Regions from separate parts of the Homo sapiens genome. Here regions 1, 2, 3 and 4 are each linked to region 5. The links are chromatin contacts, found by Hi-C or POLR2A ChIA-PET in ENCODE. All regions are on one chromosome and are shown on one strand. Each heading gives the region's core, a stretch centred on a gene start or an enhancer-like site at or near the end of the contact. The rest is flanking DNA. Distances are from core to core; before and after follow the strand shown.

Region 1 (3,931 bases), core at 1,328-3,827, 780 kb before region 5:
GCCCCAGCCTGCCTCTGCTGAAGGGCAGGTATAGGAAGTCTGGACCCCCTCAGCGGCCCCCCGGATGGCACCCTGGCCCCTCTACCTGCTGGCAGTCCAGTAACCTGGAGGTGGTGGCCCAGAGAAAGGCGGGAACTTCTCCCAGGGCCCCGTCCATTGTTATTTTCACCTGTCCGGCCGCCCATTCTTTTTTTGAGACGGACTCAGTCACCCAGGCTGGAGCGCCATGTGCCATCCCAGCTCACTGCAGCCTCAACCTCCCGGGCTCAAGTGATGCTCCTGCCTCTGCCTCCCAAGTAGCAGGGACCACAAGCACACACCACCACACCCTAATTATCTTTTAAGTGGAGACAGGTTTCGCTTTGTGTGTTGCCCAGGCTGGTGGTCCGTCGTCTTTTTGACCCAGGCCTGTGTGGCTCACAAAGCAGGCAATTGCAGGGTCATCCCATCAAATCTGAGCATGGCACCAGAGCACACAAGTCAGCCACCTGCGGGCCTTGGCACCCTCGTGCTCCACGCCAGGGTCCCTGTGTGCTCAAGTCTGGGCTCCATGATGGCACTGGGGTTTGTTCTGTTTGCTGCTTTGTGCGCGTGAGGCTTTCTCTGGGTGCCTGAACAGATGCCTCCAGTTTCAGTTCTTTCTGTTTGGCCCTCCCCATCCTCTTCTCCTCCAGGGGGGATTCATGGCTCGCCTCTTGGCTCTTCTGGGCACTTGGCGAGCTTCTGCGCACTTGCGTTAGCTGCTCAGGTCTGTCTGGATGTGAGAGTCGTGTCCTCAGGCCAGGAAGCACTGGCACGGAGCAGGGCTCGGTCAATGGTCTGGATAATCCAGAGTCACTTACCTTCTGCTGTGCAGTCATTTACAATTCACGCCTGTGTGCCTGATGTCTTGTGACTCAGAATCTTCAAGACAATCACAGGCTGGCCTCACGGAGGCACGAGTGACTCATTTCTCTCATCGCACCCATTCCCTCCAGCACTCTCCTTGTGCGGGGAAACCTCAGTCACCTTGAAGACGCCTCCTGAGGCCCTCTTCTGGGTGAATGGGCTTCCTCCTTCACCATGACAGGCTACTGGGGAGAGCTGGGGTGCTCCCACCCTCTCCTCACCCCAAATGGGCCTGGCCTAGCAAAACTGGCCAGAACTGGCCACTCTGCAGTGAGCTGGCAGGGCCCTCAGCATCAGATCAACAGGTTCAACTGCAGCTGCCTCTCTGGTGGGGAGGTTATAAGGCCTGCTGGCTAGACCACTGGCCCCTGGCCAGGGAGCCACCTAGGCAGTGCCAGGGAAGGACTGGGAAGGGAAGAGAACCTGCGGTCCCTGAGTGAGGCCTTGACTGCACCCTCTCCTGTGGTTCGAAAGCCACACTTGGCCAGTATCCTGCCATGCAGGTGAGGAAGCTGGGGAGGACAGGGTCCCAGAGCCTTGTCCAAGTTGCAGAGAGGAGAGCCAGCTCTCACTCTGCAGCCCTCTGTGCCCCCAGACCCCCACTGGCCCCCGGGGACACATTTCCTGCCCTTGGGATGCTTTGGCATGGATATAGTCTGGGAACAAACGGCACATCCAGCTGCCCTGCCTGTCTCCACAGAGGGGGCAGCAGACCTAGGGGGAGGTGTCCAAGACACAGGAATGAAGTGTCCTTACCAAAAGCTTCCGAGGACAGAAATAAACCCCTCCTGCCAGCTTCTGCACTGACTGCAGCTAGAAGCCGAGCTCCACGTGGGACACAGGTGTCCCTGCTGCGGCATCTCAGCATGACGGAGGCCCATCCTTGGCTTTCCTGGAGCATGAATATCCTCTGAGGAGCACTGGCCCTGGCCTTGTAGGTCTTGCTGAGACTGGCTTAGATTTTCTGGCCCAGGAGCAATCGTCACCCAACCTCCCACTTGTAAATCTCGCCACAGAATCGGCCCACAACCGTCTCTCCGGAATCTCGGCGGACCAGCCCTGCTCCTGTGTCTCCCTCTCCCGCAGAGCCACTGCCTTCTCAGGCTCCTCAAGTGCACCTAAGAGCGGGAGTCTGGCTGCCCTCAGCACTCGCGTCCCGCCCTGCAGCCTGATAAGCTTGACGCCAAGGCATTCTCCCGAGAGCCGGCCCAGCAGCTGCTGGCAGGAGAGTGGCCTCAGGGCAGCGGGAAGGGGACCTCCGGGGAGAGAATGAGGCCTGCGCAAGGGTCCTGGAAGGACCCAGGAGTCGCCCCGGCTTCCCTCCCCCAGGCCCTGGTTGGGCGCCGTGGGCCGCGTCCCAGTTGAGCCCGGCGTGGCCGTTTAATGGCGTCCCTCCGCGACCGAGGACGAAGGGGCCTAGAGAGGCTGTGCCCAAGCGACGCTGCGAGGCCAGGCCGCGTCTCGGGCCAGGGCGGTCCCCTTGCCACCGCCGCTCTTGGCCGCCAGGACCAAGCACAGCACGCAGCGTCGCGAAAGGGGCGGTCCTGGAAGGCGCGAAGGGGTCTCCGGGTCTCGCGAACACGGCGGGGTCGGGGCGGAGTCGTGGGTCCTCGGTCGAGCGGCCGCCCAGAGCCCCGCGGGACACGGACGGCCCCAGCCCGGCTCCCCGCGAGCCCCACGCGTCTGTGACGCCGCTGATGCGCAGACGCCGCGGCTGCAGGCCCCGCCCCTCCGTGCCCCTCGCAAGGCCCTCTGGGAGTTGTAGTTCCAGCTCCTCCTCGGGCCGCCCCACTCCCTGATAATCCTGGAGCGCGGCGCCTCCCGGGGACCGAGGCCTCGGGCCCGGCCGTCTCCAGCAGCGAGGGCAGGAGAAGTGGCCCGGGCGGTCGGCGGACTGGGAGGGCGCCACCCGAGGACTACAACTCCCGGCCTGCCTCGCGCAGGCACCGCCCCGAGCTTCCGCCCCGTCGGCGCCGCGCAGCCCTGTGGGAGCCGTAGTCCGGGCGCGCGATTCACAGCGCCGCGTGCGCCCCGGGCGCGCCGTAGCCGCGGGGCCCGGGCCGGGCGCTACGCTACGAAGGCAGCGTAAGGCGGGCGCCGGACGCGGGCAGGGGCCGGGGCCGGAGCCGGGTCGGGGCGCCCCGCGGCTGAGGAGCGGGAGGCCGTCCGGGCAGCGCGGCCGGCGGCGAGAGGGGCCCCGCCGCTCTCCGGAGGCAGAAGTTGTGGATCGGCCGGCGGGGGCGAGCGGGCCCGGGGGCCGGGGCCGCGCTGCCCGGGCCGCGAGGACGAGGCGGCGCCGCCGGGCTGTGGAGGTGAGTCCCGTCGGCCGGGCCCGGCCGGGCGCCCAGCCGGGGACCCCGGGCGGGGAGCGCGGGCCCGGAGGGCGGCGGGGAGCGCGGGCTCGGCGGGGCGCAGGAGGCCTCGGGGGCCGGGCGCGCCGGGCTCCGAGCCAGGGCAGGGACGGCAGGGCCCCCGGAGTGGGGTCAGCCCGCCGCCCGCTGGCGCCTCCAGGCTGGTGGGGGCCAGGGCTGGGCGATGCTTCGCAGAGGAACCCAGAGGAAGGCGGGAAGTCGGCAGGGACCTGGGCCATGTGGGTCACTTGAGGCCAGCCCCGGGGGCCGCGCACACCGGAGGCGGCCTCGGCCCTGCCTGCCCTTGAGTGCCCTTATATCCGGGCCCATCGTGCGGTCCTGGCCGCCTTAGGGATGTTGTGCTTGGTGCGGGCATCACTCCCCTCACTTGGGGAACGGCCTGGGGGCGGCCACCTGGCGTGGAGGGGCTGGCGGGAGCCCCGTCTGTGCCAGCCATGCCAGTGTTCTCTTCCGTGTTCCTCTGGGGCTGCTGCGGCACCAGCTGGGAAGTTGCAAATCTGCTGTCCTCCCGCTGGCTGCAGAAGGGGCCCCTCTAGTCCTGACCGGGGGAACTCTTGTGTGGTCAGCTGGCCCTGGCCGGGCGAGCTCTCGGGGCCCCCTTACTGCTCTGGAGTTTGTTACCGGACTGCAGGTAACAAGACCCGGAAAGCAATGGTGAGGCCCAGAACCTG
Region 2 (3,598 bases), core at 1,023-3,522, 700 kb after region 5:
ACCACCCCAGGACCTCTGTCAGCCATGGCCAAGACCAGCGCCCCCACCTCCCACGGAGGGGAGCCTGCCTCGGCTTCCACCCTGAGCACCTGCCAGGGGTCAGGCCCATCTGGCTCCTGGCCTGAGCAGCAGCTGCAGCCTCCACAGGGAAGGCCTGGGTCCAGGTGTGTGGAACTAACAAGCACATGGAGCCAGCCGATTCCACACGGCATCCTGGACACTTTCCTCACAATTTTCGCAAAACCTTAGTCCCATAAGGGAGGCCAAGGCAACGCCAGGGTTCAGGAGTTGAGGGTTGCAGTGGGAATTCCTGAGCACGCATGGGACACAGAATATATTCAGGGGATGGTGCTGAACTCAGTAAGGAAAAAGGAGACTAGAGTGAGGCGGCAAGCTCAAGATGGGAAGAAAATAGAACGAATGCAAAGGAGAGGAGACCAGCAAACAGCAAACTTTCCAGGAGCCCCTCCTTCAGCCCAGTAAGGCGGGGTAGGCCCTAGAGGAAGCCGGCTGGGGGCACCCAGTGCCAAACCACACCCCGGCTGACAGCTCATGTCCGCAGCCCCCAGCCACAGAGCTCCTGGAGGGCGTGGGGCCTACAAGGAATGAGAGCGGGCAGAGGCTGCCACAGTAAGCATACGCAGATGTTCACTCATGTCTTGCATCAGACCTGCAGCCTGGGTCGGGACCTCACGTGCCAAGAACTCCTTAGCGTCTTCTTTCCGGAAGGAAGCTACAGGTGTGCTGGGAAACCTAGCTGTTGGAGAGTGAGGTCATGCTATGCAGGACTGGCTGGCAAGGCAGGCCCTGGCAAAGCCAGGAAGCGCCCTGAGGAAGCCACGGGCCAAGGTCCTCTGTGACTGTTCCTGCACCCCAGATCTCCCCGGGGTCTGGGTCGGCCTCCTCCTGTCACATGACAGACTGATAGAATCTCCAAATGTCTTTTTCCAAAAAGGGCACAGACTATAAGCCCACAAATTGCTCAGAGAATTGCAGCATCTCTTCAACTCCTTTGATGTAAACGTCTACTTAAAGAAAGAAAAGGAAAAAAAGAAAGAACCTACACCTCAATACTGCTCTGCATCACTTCTGGGGAGAAGAAAGTTAGATTCCTGGCAGATGTCACCAGCCGAAGCCTTCTATGAACAAACCGGGGGAATTTCACAATGCTGGAAGCAAACAAATCTCTAAGCTCAGCAAACCAACGGGCTCCAGCCAGGTGCCCACAGCCAGCAGCTGGCAGTGCAGTGAGGGTGGAGGAACGCTGCATGGTACCCTCTGACCCCTCCACGGCTTCCAAGTCTGTACAGTCAAAAACGTCTCCCATTCACTGCGGAGATGAGCGCCAAAGGCGGGGGGCGGCGGCGAGGAGGAGGACAACTTCCTAACACTTTTCTCCCTTCCCGCCAAGAAGCGCGAGGGGGCCTTCCCCTCCGACGGGCAGGTCTCCTTCCGAGGCTAGTGTCACCTCCACTCCACAGAGGAAAACGTCAGTCTCGGAAGGAGTTTGCTCAGGGTCATCCAATGGGGGCCCAGAAACACAGCTGGGCTGAGAATGCCCAGAGTTTGACGCCCTGCTTCCAGGACGGATGGCCTCCGCAGAGTCCCCCTTGCCTTGTTTCCTCGAATGGAGGACCCTGGAAAATAAACTCCTGAAGACGAGCAGGTCACCGAGTTCTCCATCTGATCAGGACCCTTCCTGAGGCCCGGCAGGAACCCCCGGGACACGGGGGAAGTCCCCAGGCTGTCCCCACAGGGCTTGCCCCCTCCTGCAACCCGCTCGGCCGCCTCCGGCCTCCAAGCCCCAACGCCCCGCCGTCAGCCGCACGGCCGGGACCCCGCCCTGGGTGGCCCCACCAGGCCTCTCTCGGAAGCCGGCGCCGCCGGGCCCACGGCCGGACCTCAGTGAGGCAAAGTCCCCATCCGGTCGCCGGGAGCCCCGCTGCCCCCGGGCCGCGCCCCCGGCGCCCCGCACCTGGCGCAGCTCCTCGCGGCACACGGCGCAGTAGCGCTGCTCGCAGAGCACCCGCATCTTGGTAGAGCAGCGGTAGCACACCGGGTGGTCGCAGCGGCCCCAGCGCCGTGGCCTCCAGGTCTCCGCAGCACAGCACGCAGCTCCCGCCTCCCCGCTCAGGAGCTGCCGCCGCCTCCGCCTCCATGTCCGCGCGCCGCCCCTCGGCGCCCCCCGGCCGCCGCCATGGTCCGGGATCCGGCCCCCCTCTCGGCCGGTCGTGGCGCCGAGCGGCCTGGCTCCCGGCGGGCCCGCCCCTTCCGGGCAAACGTCACCGCCCCACCCAGCAACGGGCCCGCCCGGCGCAAGTGCGCGTCGCGACTTCCGCCTCAGCGCGGCGCCGGCTAGAGCGGTGGCCCTGATAGAGGCCGCTCTACCATGAGCCGACCGCTCGAAGGTCCGCGCGGCCACGCGGCCAGCCCCGGGCTCCTCTGGGCCACGCGTGTCACGTCAACACTCGCCGGGCTCCACGAACTGGCGTTGTCAGATGAAACACGGCACAACTGGTTTGCATCTCAGATGAACAAGGGGTCATGTCTTAGTGTAAGTATAGCCCAAATATTGATGGGCTAGGCTCATACTAAAATGCTGCTCCTTATCTGAAATTGACATTTAAGTGGACCTGCCGTATTTGTATTTGCTAAATCTGGCCACCTTATTAGGAAACCGGTCTCTGGTATTTGGAACACACACAAGCGTGGTCCCGCCTCCACTTCCCTAATGCCCTGTTTAAATCCCTACATGAAAGACAACGTGAAAGGCAGCACGTGGTGACGTCCATCTCGCAGCCCAGGGCAGTCTCGCCAGGCCTGCCCAGAAGGGGCCTCTGGAAGGCACGAACGGAACCTGTCCTCTTTACGCTGGGCCCAGCACAGGACGTGTTTGGATGGATGCTGCAGTAACAGGGCCTCCTCCCTACCCTTGAGGGCCAGGCACACTCAGGACCTCCCTCCCTCTGCCATCCAGAAGGCAGGTCCAGATCTAAACCCTACTGGAAAAGAGGCAGTAAATTGTATCAATGAGCCTGAACTTTACTTACTTTATTTGAGACCGGGTCTTGCTCTTGCTGTAACACAGTGGTACGATCACAGCACACTGAGGCCTCAACCTCCTGGGCTCAAGTGATCCATGCCCAGTGAACTTGGACTTTAGAAACAGACACAAATGGGCTTGAAACCCCAATTTTGCCACTTGAAAAAAGCTGTCAGGCACAGTGGCTCAAGCCTGTAATCCCAGCAGTTTGGGAGGCTGGGTGGCCCGGATTGCTGGAGCCTGGGAATTTGAGACCAGCCTGGCCTACACAGTCAGGCTCCATCTCCACAAAAAAAATTTTTAGGCCGGGCGTGGTGGCTCACGCCTGTAATCCCAGCACTTTGGGAGGTTGGGATCACCTGAGGTCAGGAATTGGAGACAAGCCTGACCAAAATGGTGAAACCCCATCTCTACTAAAAATACAAAAATTAGCCGGGCGTGGTGACATGTGCCTGTAGTCCCAGCTACTCGGCAGCCTGAGGCAGTAGAATCTCTTGAAACCGTGAGGCAGAGGTTGCAGTGAGCCGAGATCACGACAATCACGCCACTGCACTC
Region 3 (3,504 bases), core at 185-2,684, 720 kb before region 5:
CGTCCCTCTGTGTAAGCAGCACCTGCTCCCGGAGGCACAGCCCTGGTCGGGGCCCCTCTGGAGGAGGGTTCTTGCCGGGCTCTGCTCCTCGCCGGCGGGGCAGACGTGACGGGCTCCGCACCCGGTCTGGAGAGGGCTGCGCTGGGTCGGCGCTGACGTTACTGCTTTTACTTACGACTGTAACAGCGCTACTGAACGCAGAGCACGTATCACAAAGCTCACCCGTTCCGAGTGAGTAACTTCACCGAGAGAGGCAGGACCATCCCCACGACGGTAGGACCTTCTCGTCACCCCAGAAAGAACCACGTGCCCACTCAACCCCCGACCCCACGCCGGGGCCCGCGGACGCAGCCGCCTCGCTCGCCCACGCACCTGCGGCAGCCGGGCCCGGCAGGGACGAGGGCTCGGCGGCGCCCCCGGGAAGAGCGCGGTCCGGGCCCTGGGTCCCCGTCCAGGAGGCGCCGCTGCCGCAGTGAGCACGTCGGGCCGGGTCTTGAGCTCGCGCCGGCCGCGCTCCCCGCGTCCCGAGCTGTGGCGGCCGCGTCCCCGGGCGGAAGGCTCACGCTCGGTGACGCCGCGCTGTCCCAGAACCTCAGCGACTTTGCAGACTCACTGGTGACCCAACGGTGCGCCCCGCCGCCGCCGGGCGGAAGTCCCGCCCCTGCCCCGGAGAGGAAGTTCCGCCTCATCGAGCGCCGATTGGCCGCACCGCCTTAGAGAGGACGCGCCCGGGGCCACCCCGCCGCTCCCTCCGAGGGTTCTGCGGAAGCAGGCGGCACAGCCTGCGAGGGGCTTTCGTTTCCCGGACTCAGCCGCATCGCCTCGGCTCGGGCGCGCCTGCATCCTGCCGCCCGTCCGCGCGTTGAAGGGGCGGATACAAACAACGTGGACTTCCGAGCCCCTGATTGGCGAGCGTGTAGGAAAGGGGCGGGGTTAGCAGAGCCGTGATGGACATGCAAGCGACCCAATGGCGCCGGCGACGGGGCGGGCGAGGACAACGGCGTTGTGGGCCGGGGGCGGGGCGGCCGGCGGCTCTGGGATTTCTCTGGGAGGCAGCCGCAGGGAAGGGAATGATCTTGGTGAACTTATAATCGAACCAATGGTTCCGGGAAAGCAGGAGGCGAGTGGCCAATGGCGACGGCGATGAGGCAGGCGTCCGCTGTCTCCGCAACGCCGTGTGGGAAAGGCGGGGGAGGGGCGGTCATGACAGACGTGCAGACAGGCCAATGGCTGAGGGAAGGAGGGCGGCGGGCGACCTCTGGTGACTACGGGAAGGCAGGGCGGGGTGGTGAAGAGGCGGTGCGACCGGAGGTCTGGCGGCGCCGTGTGGAACGCCGTGAGGGCGGGGAAGTCGTGACGGACGGGCGGGTGGGCCAATGGGCTCGGGAGGGCGGGCGAAGGGTGGCCAATGGCGGCGGCGCGGCCGGGGGTGGGGCGGCGCGGCGGCCCTGGTGGTGCGGGAAGCGGCGGGGCGGCGGCGAGGCTGAGGTGCGCCCGGGCGCGGGCGGGGCGGGGCCGGCGCTGGGCTTCGGGCGCGCCCACTCGGCCGCCGTGGGGCGGACGCAACGGGCGCAGGTGCGGGGCGCGGGCTCTCTCACGCCGCGGCCTCACCCGGCGGTGCTTCGGCAGGCGGCCGGCGCGGGGCGCAGGCGGCGCGGCCATGGGCTCGCAGGGCAGTCCGGTGAAGAGCTACGACTACCTGCTCAAGTTCCTGCTGGTGGGCGACAGCGACGTGGGCAAGGGCGAGATCCTGGAGAGCCTGCAGGACGGCGCGGCAGAGTCCCCGTACGCCTACAGTAACGGTAAGGCCCGGCCCGCGGCGCGCGCTGCTACGCGGGGCCCGAGCCCGGCGAGCTGGGCACGGAGCTCGCCCTCGGCCCGGCCCTTCCAAGCGCCGCCGAACGTTCCCAGGAACGCCTTTGCCTGGCTTCCAGACTCGGTAGCTCGGTGGCTGCGGGGTGCCCGTGCTCCAGTCCCGAGGTGACGCCGGGGGGCAGGAGGACGGACCAGAGGGACGCGCCCAGCGGGGACGGTGCCATGGACCCGGGGTCTGGGGGACGGTGTCACGGGTCCGGGATCTCAGGGGAAGGTGTCATGGGTCCGGGATCTGGAGCCCAGGGGAAGGTGTCATGGGTCCTAGAGAAGGTGTCATGGGCCTGGGGAAGGTGTCATGGGTCTAGGATCATCTGGGGTCCGAGGGAAGGTGTCATGGGCTCGGGGGAAGGTGTCGTGGGCCGGAGGGAAGGTGTCATGGGTGCAGGATCTGGGGTCTGGGAGAAGGTGTCATAGGTCCGAGGGAAGGTGTCATGGGTCCAGGATCTGGGGTCCGGGGAAAGATGTCATGGTCCCGGTAGAAGGCGTCATGGGCCAAAAGGAAGGTGTCATGGGTCTAGGATCATCTGGGGTCCGAGGAAAGGTGTCATAGATCTGGGGGAAGGCATCATGGTCCTAAGGGAAGCTGTCATGGGTCTGGGATCATCTGGGGTCCGAGGGAAGGTGTCATAGATCTGGGGAAAGGTGTCATGGGTCTGGGATCTCAGGGGAAGGTGTCATGGGCCTAAGGGAAGGTGTCATGGTCTGGGATCTCAGGGGAAGGTGTCATGGGTCTAGGATCATCTGGGGTCTGAGGGAAGGTGTCATAGATCTGGGGGAAGGCATCATGGTCCTAAGGGAAGGTGTCATGGGTCTGGGATCATCTGGGGTCCGAGGGAAGGTGTTATAGATCTGGGGAAAGGTGTCATGGGCCCGGGGAAGGTGTCACGGACCCAGGTCTGGTGGCAGGTGCTGCTGGGCTGCTCTTGGGACCCTGTCTCGAGCGTGCACAGATGACAGGTCCTTATAGGCACGCTGTTCCCCTGAGGTATTTGCTTACTGCTGAGGGAGTCAACGCTTTGTGCTAGAAGAAAATACCTCTGTAATGAGTTACTGAACATTTGTTTTGTTTTGTTTTCTTTTCTTTTCTTTCTTTTTTTTTTTTTTGAGACGGAGTCTCACTCTGTCGCCAGGCTGGAGTGCAGTGGCACAATTTCAGCTCACTGCAACCTCCGCCTCCTGGGTTCAAGCGATTCCCCTGTCTCAGCCTCCCGAGTAGCTGGGACTACAGGTGTATGCCACCACGCCCGGCTAATTTTGTTGTGTGTATTTTAGTAGAGACGGGGTTTCAGCATGTCGGCCAGGATGGTCTCAATCTCCTGACCTCATGATCTGCCCACCTCGGCCTCCCAAAGTGCTGGGATTACAGACGTGAGCCACTGCGCCTGGCCTGAACGTTTGTTTTTAACTTCCAGTGGCATGGCTAAAATACACTAGATAGGTGGCATCACTGGGGCTTGCCTGCCTGAGCATGCCTCTTAATTTAGGTGGTTAACAGAGTGAGTGAGACGGTGTGGTCCTCATCCCCTCTCATGGGGGCCTGGACCCAGCCGAATGGGATGTGGCCCCAGATGAACTGGGAGCAGTCAGCATCCAGCCTCCCCAGAGTCCATCTGCGCTTCAGGGAATGCC
Region 4 (3,425 bases), core at 1-2,500, 520 kb before region 5:
TTGGTCACGCGCCGCTCCTTGAAGCACCTGTACGCGCTGCCGGCGGCTGCCTTGTTTAGGGCCACGCACAGCGCCCCGCTGGTGGAGAAATCCAGCTGGTGGCAGAACCTGGAGTGGGACAGAGTCCAGAGTCTGAGCCACTTTCCTCCACAGACGCCACCGTGGGGCTCCGGCCGCCCCCCCTACCTGAACCCGTAGCAGGTGTCAGGGTCGGCCAGCTCGGGAAAGCGGTACCGCAGCTGCTTCTGCAGGGTCAGAGTCTCCCGCCACGCCTTGCTGTCAATGCGAACGTCCCAGTGCTTGTTGACCACCAGGAAGTCGCGGCTCCGGTACACGATGGACAGGTTCTCCACGCTGCCTGGCTCCATGGCCGGCCTGCCGAGCCACGCGTGGGTGCGTGTGCTGTGAGCACGTGGTGCGCCCCCAGCCCAGCATACAGAGGTACCCGCACCGCCCCACCCGGGCTCCGGTGCGAAGCCACCGAGCCGGGTCCGCAGCCCTACTGTGCACCTGCATCCTCAGTCCCCGAGATCAGTCCCCAGGGCGTCAGCTGGGGAGTCAAGGAGTCAGCCTGCTCCGGGCTGACCTGAAGGGCCCTGCCTGACCTAAGCCTGGAGAAAGAGCCCGTTCCAAACCTGCCCCACAGATCCTCCCCACAGACCCTCCCCTCCAGGGGATGCACGTGAATGCCTCTGCCCGACGGTGGGGGCGGGGAGGGGCTGCAGCACTACCAGGCCCGGCAGCCAGGTCTGCCCGCAGCGCGGGTTAGGGCTGGGGCCTCCTCGCTCCCCGCAGTCCGCGCAGACCCGCGCCCCGCACAGGCCCGGTGGGCAGGCCGACCCTGGCTCCGAGCCCCTCCCGCGCCCACGCCCACGCCAAGACCAACCTGCTGCCGGGCCGTGCAGTCCAGGCCCCCGATGCCGTGCCCGGCGCCGGCTCCAGCCGCGCGCCCGCGCGCTGGCGACCCAGAGACCCTGGAAGCTCCGCTCCGGACGCCTGGCAGCGCTTCCGCCCTGCACCGCTGCGCGCGCAGCCCCGCCCCCCCCCCCGGCCCGCCCCCGGCCCGCCCCCGCCGCGGAAGGGCGGCTGCGGCGGCCAATGGCGAGCTCCCCAGGACAGGACGCGGGGGCTGCGGAGCAGGAACTCGCCCCGCCCACCCCTCGCGCAGCCCCGCCTCCGCCACGCCAACCAATGGCGCGCGCCGCCGGGCACGCCGGCTGCTGATTGGCGGCGCCCGGCACGCTCGGGGCGGGCAGTGCGCGACGGCGGCGGCGGCGCGGGAGGTTCGGAGCGGGAGCTCGGGCTCGCGGACGGTATGGAGGACTACGAGCAGGAGCTGTGCGGCGTCGAGGATGATTTCCACAACCAGTTCGCGGCCGAGCTGGAGGTGCTGGCAGAGCTGGAAGGTGGGGCGCGGCCCCCGGCCGTTGGGGAGGAGCTGCGAAAGCCGGGACAGTGGCGACCTCGGGGAGGGCGTGCCGGGGGCCGAAGGGGCCTCCACGTCGCCGCTGGCGGGATCTGCTGTCTCGGGGCGGCCGCTGACAATCTCCTCTCCCAGCAGGGGCGTCGACTCCGTCGCCCTCCGGGGTCCCCCTGTTCACCGCGGGCCGACCCCCGCGGACGTTCGAGGAGGCCCTTGCCAGAGGGGACGCGGCCTCCAGTCCCGCCCCAGCCGCATCTGTGGGCAGCAGCCAGGGCGGCGCCAGGAAGAGGCAGGTGGACGCCGACCTGCAGCCGGCCGGGTCCCTGCCCCACGGTAGGTTGGCGGCATTGCCCCAGGGCCTCCGGAGTGGGCGCGAGGCTGAGGAGGCCTCTGGTTCCCTGCATGTGTCTCCCCCAGCCCCCAGGATCAAACGGCCTAGGCTGCAGGTGGTCAAGAGGCTGAACTTCAGATCGGAGGAGATGGAGGAGCCGCCCCCTCCCGACTCCTCGCCGACGGACATCACCCCGCCGCCGAGCCCTGAGGACCTCGCAGAGCTTTGGGGCCACGGGTGTGTGGCTTGGACATGGGCGTCCCATCCCATCTGTCCAGTGGGACTCAGATGGAGCCCATCCCGTGCCCTGGATGAGGCCTGGGGGGTGGGGAGGGTTCCATGGCTGAGAGCAGTCTCGGACACCCATATCCAAGGGTGACCCCACGCTTGAGTTTCTGCCACTGAGCCCCGGTCTCTCTCCAGAGTCTCAGAAGCTGCTGCCGACGTGGGTCTCACACGGGCCTCACCAGCTGCCCGCAATCCCGTCCTGAGGCGGCCCCCCATCTTGGAGGACTACGTCCACGTGACATCCACGGAGGGCGTCCGGGCTTATCTGGTGCTGCGTGCTGACCCCATGGCCCCGGGGGTGCAGGTGCGTGGCTGTGGCCTTCCTGCACGGTGGGTGGGCCAGTGCTGCTCAGGAAAGGGTCCTTGGAGCCCCTCACCCCTGCCATTTGCTTAAAGCGGGTCCTGTGCAGAGCCCCAGGGGTGCAGAGGGGGAGGCTGCGTCATGGGGCGTAGACTTAGAGGACACAGCCTCCCCACAGCAGGTTGCTGTCCAGCCTGTTTGTATGGCCTCGGGTGGAGAGGGCCTCCTTGCTTCCCCTCCTGCTTTTGCCCTTTCCTCCTTTCTCCTAAAGCTGCCCCCAATTTCCCTTTGCAGCTGACCCATCTGGATGGCTTCATTCCTTTGGCACCCCTGTCCAGTCTCCCACCCCTCACTGGCCAGCTTACTGGGGTTGTCCCACCCGGGTCCCTGAGCACTGATGGGGGCTGACGTGAATCCTGTGACCTAGGAGGGGCCCAGAGGCAATTGTCCTCCCTTCCCCACAGGGCTCTCTCCTCCACGTCCCATGGCGAGGCGGTGGCCAGCTGGACCTGCTGGGTGTGTCCTTAGCCTCCCTGAAGAAGCAGGTCGACGGCGAGGTAGGGGCTGCGGGTTTGCTGGGGGGCGGTGGCGGGGCCGCCTGAGCCCTCCTGATTCCAGCCTGTTGTTTGCACAGCGGCGGGAGCGGCTGCTTCAGGAGGCCCAGAAGCTTTCAGACACCCTGCACAGGTGACTTGGTTGGCCCTTCCGCCCTGGGGACCCTTGTTGGCTCTTGCACCAACTCCTAGCTCCTAGCGTGTGGGTTGGCATGGTCCCTGCGAGTTGTTTGTGGCTCAGGACGTGGTCCTCTCCAGTCTCAGGTCGGGGGAGGAGGAGGCAGCCCAGCCCTTGGGGGCCCCTGAGGAGGAGCCGACTGACGGTCAAGACGCCTCCAGTCACTGCCTCTGGGTGGATGAGTTTGCACCCCGCCACTACACGGAGCTGCTCAGTGATGACGTGAGGTCTTGTTCTCACTCAAGTGTGGCTGGCTTCCTCTGTTCCCAAGATGGAAGAACCTGGGCCCAGTGATTTTTGCACAGCCAATCCACTGGGCCTCGGAGACGGAGTGGGCTCTGGTTTGCCCT
Region 5 (3,473 bases), core at 498-2,997:
AATGAGTGAGGGAGGCAGGGAATGAATGAGGGAGGGTGGGAATGAATGAGGGAGGGAATGAATGAATGAGGGAGGGAATGAATGAATGAGGGAGGGAGGGAATGAGGGAGGGAGGGAATGAATGAATGAGGGAGGGAATGAACGAATGAGGGAGGGAATGAATGAGGGAGGAATGAGTAAGTGAGGGAGGGAATGAGTTTGTGAGAGTGGGAATGAGTGAGGGAGGGAGGGAATGAATGAATGAGAGAGGAAATGAGTGAGGGAGGGAATGAGTGAGGGAAGGAATGAATGAGTGATGGAGGGAATGAATGAATCAGTGAGGGAGGGAATCAGTGAGGGAGGGAATGAGTGAGTGAGGGAGGGAGGGAATGAATGAGAGAGGGAATGAGTGAGGGAGGGAAGGAATGAATGAGGGTGGGAATGAATGAATGAGGGCGGGAATGAATGAATGAGGGCGGGAATGAGTGAGAGTGAGAATGAGTGAGTGAGGGAGGGAATGAATGAGTGAGGGAGGGAATGAGTGAGGGAGGGAATGAGTGAGTGAGGGAGGGAATGAGTGAGGGAGGGAATGAGTGAGTGAGGGAGGGAATGAGTGAGTGGGAATGAATGAGTAAGTGAGGGAGGGAATGAGTGAGTGAGGGTGGCAATGAATGAGTAAGTGAGGGAGGGAATGCGTGAGAGAGGGAAGGAATGATTGAGTGATGGAGGGATCGAATGAATGAGGGAGGGAGGGAATTAGTGAGGGAGGGAGGGAATTAGTGAGTGAGGGAGGGAATGACGGAGTAGGGGAGGGAATGAATGAATGAGTGAGGGAGGGAATGAATGAATGTGGTCACTCCCCGCGGTCCCCAAGCACCCGGACACCGTGACCTTGGCTGCGGCCCCGCCGTCGGCGAAATGCGGGCGGGGGGGCCGGGAGAGCCCGGGGGCCAGCACGGTCGCGCGTTGGCGAACGGACTGTCCCGCGCGCTCGCGGGTCTGGGGGCCTCCCGACCCGGTCCTGCTTGTTGCGTGGGCGGGAGGGGGGACCGGAAGCGCCCCTCCCCCACGGGCTCGCCCCGCCCCCGCCGCTCGCGGTCCCCCACGTCCCGCCCGCGCCCCGGCCCAGGGCCAGCCCCCGGTTTAGGGAGCATCCACACTTCTCCTCCCGTCGGTCATGCTCGCATTCGGCCTTTTGTACGGGGTCAGCTCATTGGGCGGATGAGAAGGTGTCCCCGCCTACCGCCCCGAACTGGCCAATTGCAAGGGGTTTCACAGGGCGCTGAACTCGCGGGAGCGTCACCGTCCTGCGACGCTTCAGAGGATCCTTAGGCCTCAGTGGTCTTTGACCCCCGGCCCCAGGACCTGACCCCAAGGAAACCTCCGGGACCTGTGGCTGGAGAGGTGACCGCCAGGCATCCGGGGAGCCTTTGGAGATCTCGGCTTCCTTTTTCCCCCGCTGCTTGCCGGCGTGTCCTCGGGTGGACGCGGGCAGCCCGAAGGGGAGTTTACAGACGCTCCCTCACATCGGGGACGCGGCTCCTTTAAGGGCGTAGGTGTCCAGGGCGCCGCCTGACTGGAAAGTCGCCCCCCGGCCGGGCTCCTGGGGCGGACCCGGGGCGCGGGCGCGCGGCGGCGGGGCGCGGGCAACGGGGAGCGCTCGGCGGCGCGGGAGGCGCTCGGGGCCGGGCGGCAGGAGCGGCGCGCGAGGCAGGCGTGCAGAGGGCAGCCCCGCGTTAGGCCCCGCCCCGCGCGCCCCGCCCGCGCCAGGGTCCTCGGAGCTGCTCTGGCTGCGCGCGGAGCGGGCTCCGGAGGGAAGTCCCGAGACAAAGGGAAGCGCCGCCGCCGCCGCCCCGCTCGGTCCTCCACCTGTCCGCTACGCTCGCCGGGGCTGCGGCCGCCCGAGGTGAGCGCGTGCGGGGGCCGGGCCGGGGCCGCGGGGCGGGGGTCGGGCCGAGGCCTCTACTCCTGTTGGGCCCGGGCCCCCGACTGCCCCGCGCCCCGCCCCGCCGAGCCGGGCCCCGCGCCGCGGCCGAGCTTTCCGGGGAGCCCGAGAGGCCCCGCGCTCGGCGCCGGCTCGGTCCGCGCTGCTGGCGCCGCTGGGCTGCGGCCCGAGCGGCCGGGCCGCCGCAGGCCTTCGGGGCCGGGGCTCCCCCACTTCGCCCCCGAGGTGCGCCTGGCGCGGGGCCGGGGCAGCCACCTGCAGCCGGGGCCCCGCGAGGCCGCGCCTTCCTCCTGCGCGGGGAGCGGCTTCCGGGGTCACGGTCGCCCCGCGGACGGATAGGATGGGCCGCGGGGGGAGAGTCTTGGATTGCAACATCGCTGGCTCGCGGGGGTGGGGGCCGGCGAGCGGGCTTGTTTTCGGTGCCTTAAAACCAAAACAAGTGTAAGTTTTCTTGTGCCTCTGAAGATGCTCCGCTGGCGCTTGCTGGGGCCCTGAACGTGAGCGCCTCGCTGGAGGGGGAGTTTTATTCTGTTTTGGACATCTCTTTTTATCGGTTGAATAGTAGTTGGTTCTGGTAGTTAACGTGCGTAGGAGGAATGTAAGGGAATGATTAGTTGGGCTTGTGATCGTGGCCTGTAGTCACGCTTGAATCGCAGAATGAAGTGGTTTTGTTTGTATAATTGGAAGTTACGCTTAGTTTCTCTGTTTGCAAAGTGCCTGTCTTTGGGGAGTTCGGTTTGTTTCCTTTTACAGGACCTACCCCAAGTGTTTCTTGCTCTTCAAGAAACGTTGCCTTTGGGTAGAGAACCTATGCAACGGAAGACGGGACGGATCCTCAGTTTGCCCTGATTGCTCATTCAGAGAGGTCCGTTCCCTAGGCCACTGGGTGATTGCTGGTGTGCGCTTGTATGGTGTCTCAGGGTTTGGGATCTTGCTTCAGAAACATTCTCGGGGCCTGGGGCAGATCAGGTGCGGCCAGGTAAGCGTCTCCCGACTGCAGGTGCTTGGGTCTTGCAGAAGGGAATACCTCCCCAAGCCTGGGAGAGTTTGCATTTGGGTGCAGGAGGGCCTTTAAAGGCTTCTTGTGCCAGCCTGTCGTGGCGACCACCCGTTGTGGAGATCAGTGCGGTGGAGTTGTGGGAGGTGAGTGCTTTGCTCACCCTCAGCCAGGAAGTTGCTCTGAAGTCGGTGCTGTCAACCAGCAGAGCAAGGCGGTGATCCGAGAAGCTAAAGCTCAGCCGGTTGCGGGCGCCCAGCAGGAGGACAGAAGGCAGACTTTCGGGCCGCTCCTGGAGTGCCCGGCCCTGTCCCCGTTTCTGCAGTGTCTGGGCCTTGCCTGGCTCTAATAGATGAGGGTTGTTTTTGTCTTTGCATCATAAAAGTTTCTTGCTCTGAAGCGTTTAGTAACTACTAGCCGTTCACTAAGTGCCTATCTGTGAATTTGGAAGGGCAAATTCGATTTTCAGCGGAATTTTGAACGCTTGATCTGTGTTGTGATTACATTGTAACAGATTGGCCGCTTTCTCCAGAAGGCCAGTAGGAGGGGGTG

What was found. A loop is a pair of places that touch in the nucleus more often than their neighbours do. ChIA-PET counts read pairs that join two places held with the same protein, here RNA polymerase II (POLR2A). Pooled maps may share reads with other maps.
Region 1: a loop to region 5 is called in a pooled map, with 34 times the contacts of the local background. The contact joins the promoter of LINC00235 here to the promoter of UBE2I in region 5. A Hi-C loop is called at or near these places in 1 of 37 single-sample maps with no recorded cell type and 11 of 50 pooled maps. POLR2A ChIA-PET finds 5 or more read pairs at or near these places in 1 of 52 experiments (activated CD8-positive, alpha-beta memory T cell).
Region 2: a pooled map shows a loop between it and region 5 (8-fold over the local background). The contact joins the promoter of ZNF598 here to the promoter of UBE2I in region 5. A Hi-C loop is called at or near these places in 6 of 50 pooled maps. POLR2A ChIA-PET finds 5 or more read pairs at or near these places in 3 of 52 experiments (GM12878, PC-9 and WTC11).
Region 3: a loop to region 5 is called in a map of CD4-positive, alpha-beta T cell, with 35 times the contacts of the local background. The contact joins the promoter of RAB40C here to the promoter of UBE2I in region 5. A Hi-C loop is called at or near these places in 1 of 168 maps with a recorded cell type or tissue (CD4-positive, alpha-beta T cell), 5 of 37 single-sample maps with no recorded cell type and 10 of 50 pooled maps. POLR2A ChIA-PET finds 5 or more read pairs at or near these places in 1 of 52 experiments (Caco-2).
Region 4: a map of CD8-positive, alpha-beta T cell shows a loop between it and region 5 (12-fold over the local background). The contact joins the promoter of CHTF18 here to the promoter of UBE2I in region 5. A Hi-C loop is called at or near these places in 1 of 168 maps with a recorded cell type or tissue (CD8-positive, alpha-beta T cell), 4 of 37 single-sample maps with no recorded cell type and 10 of 50 pooled maps.

Annotation. Positions count from the first base shown.
Region 1 is chr16:524,830-528,760 of GRCh38, forward strand. It overlaps LINC00235 (long intergenic non-protein coding RNA 235), which reads right to left and starts at 2,578. Exons shown (of 1, transcript NR_024121.1): 1 at 2,018-2,578. It overlaps CAPN15 (calpain 15), which reads left to right and starts at 2,883. Exons shown (of 14, transcript NM_005632.3): 1 at 2,883-3,200. RefSeq lists an enhancer at 1,442-2,003.
Region 2 is chr16:2,007,549-2,011,146 of GRCh38, forward strand. ZNF598 (zinc finger protein 598, E3 ubiquitin ligase) reads right to left here and starts at 2,273. Exons shown (of 14, transcript NM_178167.5): 1 at 2,190-2,273; 2 at 2,077-2,188; 3 at 1,976-2,075. The coding sequence starts at 2,199. It overlaps LOC124903626 (a long non-coding RNA gene), which reads left to right and starts at 2,337. Exons shown (of 2, transcript XR_007064941.1): 1 at 2,337-2,554; 2 at 2,760-3,040. RefSeq lists enhancers at 1-99, 1,999-2,947, 2,472-2,631 and silencers at 1,572-1,641, 1,652-2,081, 2,172-2,391.
Region 3 is chr16:588,632-592,135 of GRCh38, forward strand. It overlaps RAB40C (RAB40C, member RAS oncogene family), which reads left to right and starts at 1,435. Exons shown (of 6, transcript NM_021168.5): 1 at 1,435-1,802. The coding sequence starts at 1,661. RefSeq lists an enhancer at 78-951 and silencers at 296-605, 926-985, 996-1,045, 1,116-1,235, 1,326-1,645.
Region 4 is chr16:787,370-790,794 of GRCh38, forward strand. CHTF18 (chromosome transmission fidelity factor 18) reads left to right here and starts at 1,251. Exons shown (of 22, transcript NM_022092.3): 1 at 1,251-1,406; 2 at 1,562-1,756; 3 at 1,841-1,991; 4 at 2,178-2,346; 5 at 2,808-2,900; 6 at 2,978-3,030; 7 at 3,156-3,297. The coding sequence starts at 1,316. It overlaps RPUSD1 (RNA pseudouridine synthase domain containing 1), which reads right to left and starts at 1,012. Exons shown (of 6, transcript NM_058192.3): 1 at 887-1,012; 2 at 187-375; 3 at 1-108. The coding sequence starts at 368. RefSeq lists an enhancer at 1-285 and silencers at 735-824, 845-1,304, 1,485-1,544.
Region 5 is chr16:1,307,889-1,311,361 of GRCh38, forward strand. UBE2I (ubiquitin conjugating enzyme E2 I) reads left to right here and starts at 1,748. Exons shown (of 7, transcript NM_003345.5): 1 at 1,748-1,885. RefSeq lists silencers at 817-1,106, 1,597-1,896, 2,097-2,286 and enhancers at 1,317-1,556, 2,258-2,869.